Regions from separate parts of the Homo sapiens genome. Here region 2 is linked to region 1. The links are chromatin contacts, found by Hi-C or POLR2A ChIA-PET in ENCODE. All regions are on one chromosome and are shown on one strand. Each heading gives the region's core, a stretch centred on a gene start or an enhancer-like site at or near the end of the contact. The rest is flanking DNA. Distances are from core to core; before and after follow the strand shown. Region 1 holds the start of LINC01842 (long intergenic non-protein coding RNA 1842). Region 2 holds the start of PKN1 (protein kinase N1).

Evidence for each region. A loop is a pair of places that touch in the nucleus more often than their neighbours do. ChIA-PET counts read pairs that join two places held with the same protein, here RNA polymerase II (POLR2A). Pooled maps may share reads with other maps.
Region 2: a loop to region 1 is called in a pooled map, with 2.9 times the contacts of the local background. The contact joins the promoter of PKN1 here to the promoter of LINC01842 in region 1. A Hi-C loop is called at or near these places in 2 of 50 pooled maps. POLR2A ChIA-PET finds 5 or more read pairs at or near these places in 5 of 52 experiments (GM12878, HEK293, Panc1 and 2 more).

Annotation. Positions count from the first base shown.
Region 1 is chr19:14,331,585-14,335,232 of GRCh38, forward strand. It overlaps LINC01842 (long intergenic non-protein coding RNA 1842), which reads left to right and starts at 2,159. Exons shown (of 2, transcript NR_134916.1): 1 at 2,159-2,435. The region is part of intron 1 of LINC01841 (long intergenic non-protein coding RNA 1841); the gene reads right to left. RefSeq lists an enhancer at 2,181-2,856.
Region 2 is chr19:14,431,022-14,434,957 of GRCh38, forward strand. It overlaps PKN1 (protein kinase N1), which reads left to right and starts at 2,285. Exons shown (of 22, transcript NM_002741.5): 1 at 2,285-2,521. The coding sequence starts at 2,501. RefSeq lists enhancers at 1,025-1,304, 2,179-2,752, 2,753-3,325 and silencers at 2,035-2,374, 2,545-2,614, 2,905-3,014.

The DNA.
Region 1 (3,648 bases), core at 909-3,408:
TGCAGGCCAGCCTGGGTGACAGAGTGAGACTCCATCTCAAAAAATATATAAAATAATTAATTTTAAAAAATAAAGTTAGACTTACCATTCATCCCAGCAATTCCATTGCTATACATTTACCCAAGAGAAAAGAAAGAATATATCCATATAAAGACTTGTTGGCAAATGTTCATAGCAGATTTGTTCAATTATTGCTGAAAAACTGGAAACAATCAAAATATCTACAGACAGGAGAATATAAATTAAGGCCCATCCATAGGATGTAGTAATTCTTAGCAACAAAAAGGAACAAACTACTGATTCACACAATGTTGATAAATCTCAGAATGCATGATGCTGAGTGGAAGAGAGACCACACTGTGTGATTTTATTTATCTGAAATTTTGCAAAAGGCTCAACTAATCTAAGGTGATAGAAATCAGAATAGTAGCCAGGTGCAGTGACTCACGCCTATAATCCCAGCACTTTGGGAGGCCGAGGTGGGCAGATCACTTGAGGCCAGGACTTTAAGACCAGCTTGGCCAACATGTCAAAACCCCATCTTTACAAAAAATACAAAAATCAGCGGGGTGTGGTGGCGTGTGCCTGTAATTTCAGCTACTTTGGAGACTGAGACATGAGAATCGCTTGACCCTGGGAAGTGGAGGGTGCAGTGAGCTGAGATCGTGCCACTGCACTCCAGCCTGGGCAACAGAGTGAAACTGTCACACACACAAAAAGAATTCAGGATAGTGGGCCCCACCCTATGGCTCACACCTGTAATCTCAGCACTTTGGGAGGCTGAGACAGGAGGATCGCTTGAGGCCAGGAATTCAACATCAGCCTGGATAACAGCAAGACCCTGTCTGTCTCTACAAAAAATACAAAAATTAGCTGGGCTTGGTGGTGAGGGCCTGTAGTTCCAGCTACTCAGAGGCTGAGACAGGAGAATTGCTTGAGCCTAGGAGGTAGAGGCTTCGGTGAGCTATGGTTGCACCACTGCACTCCAGCCTGGGCAACAGAGCAAGACCCTGTTTCTAAAAAGAAAAGAAAAGAGGCCGGGCACGGTGGCTCACGCCTGTAATCCCAGCACTTTGGGAGGCCGAGGCAGGCGGATCACGAGGTCAGGAGATCGAGACCATCCTGGCTAACATGATGAAACCCCGTCTCTACTAAATAATACAAAAAACAATTAGCCGGACGTGGTGGCCGGCGCCTGTAGTCCCAGCTTGTCGGGAGGCTGAGGCAGAAGAATGGCGTGAACCTGGGAGGCAGAGCTTGCAGTGAGCCGAGATCGCACCACTACACTCCAGCCTGGCTGACAGAGCGAGACTCTGTCTCAAAAAACAAAAAACAAAAAAAAAAAGAAAAGAAAAGAAAAATCAGGCCGGGCCTGGTGGCTCACACCTGTAATCCCAGTGCTTTGGGAGGCCGAGGCGGGCGGATCATCTAAGGTTGGGAGTTTGAGACCAGCCTGACCAGCATGGTGAAACCCCATCTGTACTAAAAATACAAAAATTAGCTGGGCATGGTGGTGCATGCCTGTAATCCCAACTACTCAGGAGGCTGAGGCAGGAGAATCGCTAGAACCCGGGAGGCAGAGGTTGCGGTGAGCCCAGATCGTGCCATTGCACTCCAGCCTGGGCAACAAGAGCAAAACTCCATCTCAAAAAAAAAAAAAAAAAAAAAAAAAAATCAGTGGAGTGGCTGTGGGTGGGGAATGGATGAAGGGACATTGATTTCTGGGCCGTCTGAATGGAAGTGTTCCTTACTTTGATGGGGTGGGGACACGGGGTCGTGCATGCAAATAATATGTGCAGGCTTGGGACTTCACCGCATGTAAATTAACTCTCAATAAAGTTCCAGGAAAAGTAATTCCAATTCCAGCAACCGGATTTTGGGCTCAGTTCGGAGGCTAGCCTGCAAGCCTTGCTGGTGGGTGGCCTGTAGGGGTGACAGGAAACCCCCCGGGCCTCCGCTCTTTAGGGGAGGGGGAGCCTCGCCCTTGCCCCCCTCCGGGACGAGCGGGCAGATCTAAAAGCTTCCCTACCGCCGCCCAGGCGGTCGATAGCAGACTCCCAGGCTCCGTTTCTGCCTGCCCGGCAGCCCGGGCCCTTCCCGCCAGCCCAGCCCCTGGGAGGGGACCCGAGCCGGGCGGAGCCTCCTCCGGAGCCGCACGCCGGGCTCGGCTCACCCTCCCCGGATGCCGCTCCTCCTCCATCCCCAGAAGTTTCAGCCACTGAGATTCCCCTTGTCCCGGAGGCTGGAGGGGAAGACCCAGGCGGCTGCGCTTTGGAGGCTGGACCATCGTGGGGCTTGTCTGTGCCCACTTTTCCCCCATTCAAGAGTTACCACTGCCAGGCGCAGTTGCTCAGGCCTGCAAACCCAGCACTTTGGGATGGCAAGACAGGAGGATCGCTTGAGCCCAGGAGCTTGAGAACAGCCTGGACAACATGGTAAGACCGCATCACTATATTAAAAAAAAAAAAAAAAAAAAAAAAAAAAAAAAAAGGCTGGGCGCGGTGGCTCACGCCTGTAATCCCAGCACTTTGGGAGGCCAAGACCGGCAGATCACAAGGTCAGGAGATTGAGACCATCCTGGCTAACACGGTGAAAACCCGTCTCTACTAAAAATACAAAAAATTAGCCAGGCGTGGTGGCGGGCGCCTGTAGTCCCAGCTACTCAGGAGGCTGAGGCAGGAGAATGGCGTCAACCCAGGAGGCGGAGCTTGCAGTGAGCCGAGATCGCGCCACTGCACTCCAACCTGGGCGACAGAGCAAGACTCCGTCTCAAAAAAAAAAAAAAAAAAAAAAAAAGAGGCTAGGTGCGGTGACTCACGCCTGTAACCCCAGGAGTTTGTGACCAGCCCGGCCAACATGGTGAAACCCCGTCTCTACTAAACACACACACACACACACACACACACACACACACACTCTTAGCCGGGTGTGGTGGCGGGCGCCTGTAATCCCAGCCACTCGGGAGGCTGAGGCAGGAGAATTGCTTGAACCTGGGAGGCGGAGCTTGCAGTGAGCCAAGATCGTGCCATTGCACTCCAGCCTGGGCTACAAAAGCGAAACTCCGTCTCAAAAAAAAAAAAAAAAAAAAAAAATTCAAGCCTAGTGGATTGGAAATACCACTTTCCCTGTCTTCCTTCATCCTTTCCTTAGTCACTATCTAGACACCCTTTTTACTGGGAGTCTGGGTTACAGGGTTACATTAACCAGAACCTTAAAGAGAAAAATACTGTAATTGCAAAAACGACCAGCCTTTTAAAATGGAACAAAAGAGACTAGAAAATATCAGAACCCACTGCACAGTAGAAATATGACTATGACTTCCTGAAACTTTTGTTTTAGTTCCAAACCTGGGTAGAAGGCCTACGTTGCAATGTAAAAAATTAATTCTTTGATTTGTGATCAAAGTGCTTGAAAGATGTGGTTATATATGATGTTTGAAATTGGTTTTCTTTTTTTTTTAATTAATATATCACAGAGGTCACGCTGTGTCAATGAATATAAGTTTTAGCACTTGAATTTTCTTTTCTTTTTTTTGAGACTGAGCCACCTTATCACCCAGGCTGGAGTGCAGTGGCGAGATCTCGGCTCACTGCAACTTTCACCTCCTGGGTTCAAGCGATTCTCCTGCCTCACCTCCCAAGTAGCTGG
Region 2 (3,936 bases), core at 1,035-3,534, 100 kb after region 1:
AGGTGAGTGATGGTAGGGACTGGATGCGACAAAGTGGAAAGGTGAAATGTGGGTGAATTCTGGGCTTGTGTGTGTGTTGTTGTTGTTTTCTTTCTCTTTTTTTTTTTTTTTTTGAGAGGGAGTCTCGCTCTGTCGCCCAGGCTGGAGTGCAGTGGCGCGATCTCGGCACACTGCAAGCTCCGCCTCCTGGGTTCATGCCATTCTCCTGCCTCAGCCTCCCTAGTAGCTGGGACTACAGGCGCCCGCCGCTTTCACCATGTTAGCCAGGATGGTCTCAATCTCCTGACCTCGTGATCCGCCTGCCTCTGCTTCCCAAAGTGCTGGGATTACAGGCGTGAGCCACCACACCTGGCCCCCTCTTTTTTCTTTTTTTAGATGGAATCTTGCTCTGTCGCTCAGGCTGGAGTGCAATGGCACGATCTCGGCTCACTGCAATCTCCGCCTCTTGGGTTCAAGCTATTCTCCTGCCTCAGCCACCCGAGTAGCTGGGATTACAGGCATGCGCCACCACGTTCAGCTAATTTTATATTTTTTAGCAGAGATGGGTTTCACCATATTGGCTAGGCTGGTCTCGAACTCCTGACCTCCAGTGATCCATCCACCACCCACCTTGGCTTCCTAAAGGGCTGGGATTACAGGGGTGAGCCACTGCACCCAGCCGTTTTTTTTTTTCTTTCTTTTTTTAGACAGGGTCTCGCTCTGTCACCCAGGCTGGAGTGCAGGGGCATCATGATTTCTCCCCACAGTGATGCATTCTCGGCCTCTTGAGCTCAAGCGATCCTCCCGCCTCAGCCTCCTGGTAGCTGGGACTACAGGCGTGCGCCACCATGCCCGGCTGGATGGGTTCTGGATCAGCATAATTCTCCTCCTTCTCTCTTTCTGTTGTTAGTATCTCCCAAAGAGTTGCTCAGAGGAAAAAATAAGAGAGAAAACATCGCGCCCTGGTTTCTGGGACGACTGAAACCACGCAGAGCCACGGGTAACCAAGGTACCCGCAGCCCACGGCGCTTCCTCGGGTCCCAAAGGGCGCCAATGTGCAGGCACCGCCGCCAGGGAGCGCTCCCTGCCGGAGCCCCGGAGACCAAGGTTTGGCTCCCTCGCCTGGTTTCCGAAGGAGTGAGGGTCCGACGGCGGCCACGAACAAAGCTGCACGCTCTGCAGACCCCGGAGATCCCCTAGAAATTCCGCAGAGGCCTCCACTCTCCGCTTGGGCACGAGTCTGCATTTATGGAGCGCCATCTGCATGCAGCAGCCCCGAAAAAGAAGGCGATGCCCATTTTATAGCGGGGAAAACTGAGACTCAGAGGCCACAGGGGTCCCCAGGATGAACAGCAAGTTGGGATTCAAACCTCTTTTAATAACAATAACGATAATAGAGGCTGGGCGCGGTGGCTCAGGCCTGTGTAATCTCAGCACTTTAGGAGACCGAGGCGGGCGGATCACCTGAGATCAGGAGTTCGAGGCCAGCCTGGCCAATATGATGAAACCCCGTCTCTACTAAAAATACAAAAATTAGCCGGGTATGGTGGTGGGCACCTGTAATCCCAGCTACTCAGGAGGCTGAGGCAGAAGAATCACTTGAATCCGGGAGGCGGAGGTTGCAGTGAGCCGAGATCGCGCCACTGCACTCCAGCATGGGCAACAGAGCGAAACTCCGTCCAAAAATAGCAAAACAACAAACAAACAATTACGATAACATTAAAAGTGACAGCAGCTAACACTTATGGAGCGTCTAGTGTGTTCTCAGCTCTTGGCCTGCACTGTCTTATTGAATTTTACCAACACCGAGGAGGTGAGCGCATCATTCCCATTTCACAGATGAGGTGCCTGGAAGGGTTTGTCTCCCTCAAGGCGTAAAGCGCTAGGATTTGAATGCAGATCCGCCCAGAGCTTGTCTCCAGGTAACGGGGAAACTTCCATGCCCTTGAATAGGGGACCACAGATGCAGGCGTCCCGAGCTTGCAAATGCACCGGGGTAGGGTGGGGTGGGGGGTTATTCTGTTTGTTTTTTTCAGGGGTCCCGGGAGGCCCAAAGGCCTCCGCCGCTCTCGGCTTGAACGCGTGGAACCGTTCTCCTCGGGTTCCCGCGCGCTCCAATGGGGGACCCCTCGGCAGCGTGCGGTCGTCTCGGGACCCGGAAAGAGGAAAGGTGGGGAGCCGATGGGGATGCTCCGGGCTCGGGAGACCGAGGGGGCGGACGGGCGGGACCCCGCAGCCCCGGGGGCCTCTGGGAACCCGTCCCCCCTCGGCCCCGCCCCCTCCCCGGGCGCCGACCTCCGGGGTCACGTGACCAGGCCCGGCGGCCGCTGGGGCCGGAGGGCGCGGCGCGGGGACGCGGCGGCCTGGCCAGGCGAGGCGGGAGCCGAGCAGGCCGGAGCGGGCCGCGCGCCGGGGAGGGTCGCGCCGCGCCCGCCCCCTCCCCGCCACGCCCGGGGCGCACGCGCGCTCCTCTGGCCGCCCCTCCCTCCGCGCGGGGACCCCTGGCGGGCGGCAGGAGGACATGGCCAGCGACGCCGTGCAGGTAGGCGCACCTGCGTCTGGAGTCCCGGGGCGACCGGACGGCGCCGGCGGACCCCGCCCGCGCGCTGCCGGGGGAGCCCCCCCAGCCCCCGGAACGGGACTCGGGTGACGATGGCAAGGGCGGGGGCCTCCGGAGCGCCCGGCGCCCCCTCCCTGGGCCGGGACTGTGGAGCCAGCGAGGCCCCCTTCTCGGCAGGTGGCGATGTGGACTGGGCTGGTTTGGGGGCGATCCCGGAGGCAACCCCTGCTACACCCTCAAACTCGGCCTCTCCTGGAGAACTAGAAGGGGCGCGGCGGAGGCTCTACTTCGGGTGTCTGTGGCTGGCTGGGCGTCCCAGTGCCTCTCGTCCGCCCCCAAACTCATCCCCCTCCCCAGGGTTGGGTACCCGGCAGGTGCCGCTCCACCTGGGGCACGTGCCTGGCGCAGTGCCCTGGGAGGGGAGGAGGCTGCTGGGCCCGGCCCGTGCCCTTCCCCCGCATAACAAAGCTCCAGCCACCCCCGCCTCTAGACAGCTTTATGATGTTCCAGACGCCACCCAGATTGGCACCTGTTGGCGGAAGTACCCGAGTCACTGCATTAGGTCGGGGGAATGGGGACCCCCACTCCCACCCTTGGGCTGTCAGGTGGAACCTTCTCCTGGGTGGGGAGTGTCTCAGTCAACAGGCCAGGGATGCTCCCATATATAGAATCCTACTTTTTTGCATGGTGGCTGGGCATGGCTGGGTCACCCCCACCCTGCTAACACACACACGTGACTGGCACCAGCCTCCCGCCCAGCCAGATTCCCCTTGTGCCACCTGGTGGGGATCACTGACCTGGACTCATCTTCCCCGTCTGTGACAAGCACGGCCAGGGTGACTGCCAACCTTCTTTGGTTCAAGTGACCCAAATCTGAGAAATGTCTGTGCCTCAGTGTCCCCATTAGCACCTCACCATCCAGTTCATTGTCCTGTGGTTGTTGTGTAACTGGGTTCTCGTCTCCTTCTGCACCTGCCCCCGGCCCCTTTGTGTCTCCCCGGTAACCCCCGGTCCCTCCCGCCTTCCCAGTCCTGCTGATGGCCTGCCGGCCTTGCCGAGGAGCTGGGCGTATCTGGTGTTGCCGATCACACAAGGTCAGACCTCAAGGCCGGGATGGGCCGGGGTCCCTGCCTCTACCCCCGGCCCAGGGAGGGCTGTGTAGGAATCCCCGGGTGCATGCATGCGCTTGGCGCATCCCACACATGACCCAGACAGGCTGTGATTCCTGCAACGAGGCTGGACCCACGCCCTGGTCCCCCCTTCCCATCTCCTCCCCAGTCTCTTCCCCGCTCCTGGTCATCCCTCTCTCATGGTTGCTTGGGCCTGCTGCCCTGTCCCTCTGTCTGTCCCAACGTGTGCCTGTCTGTTCTGTGTCCTGCAAACGGATGTCCTGTCCA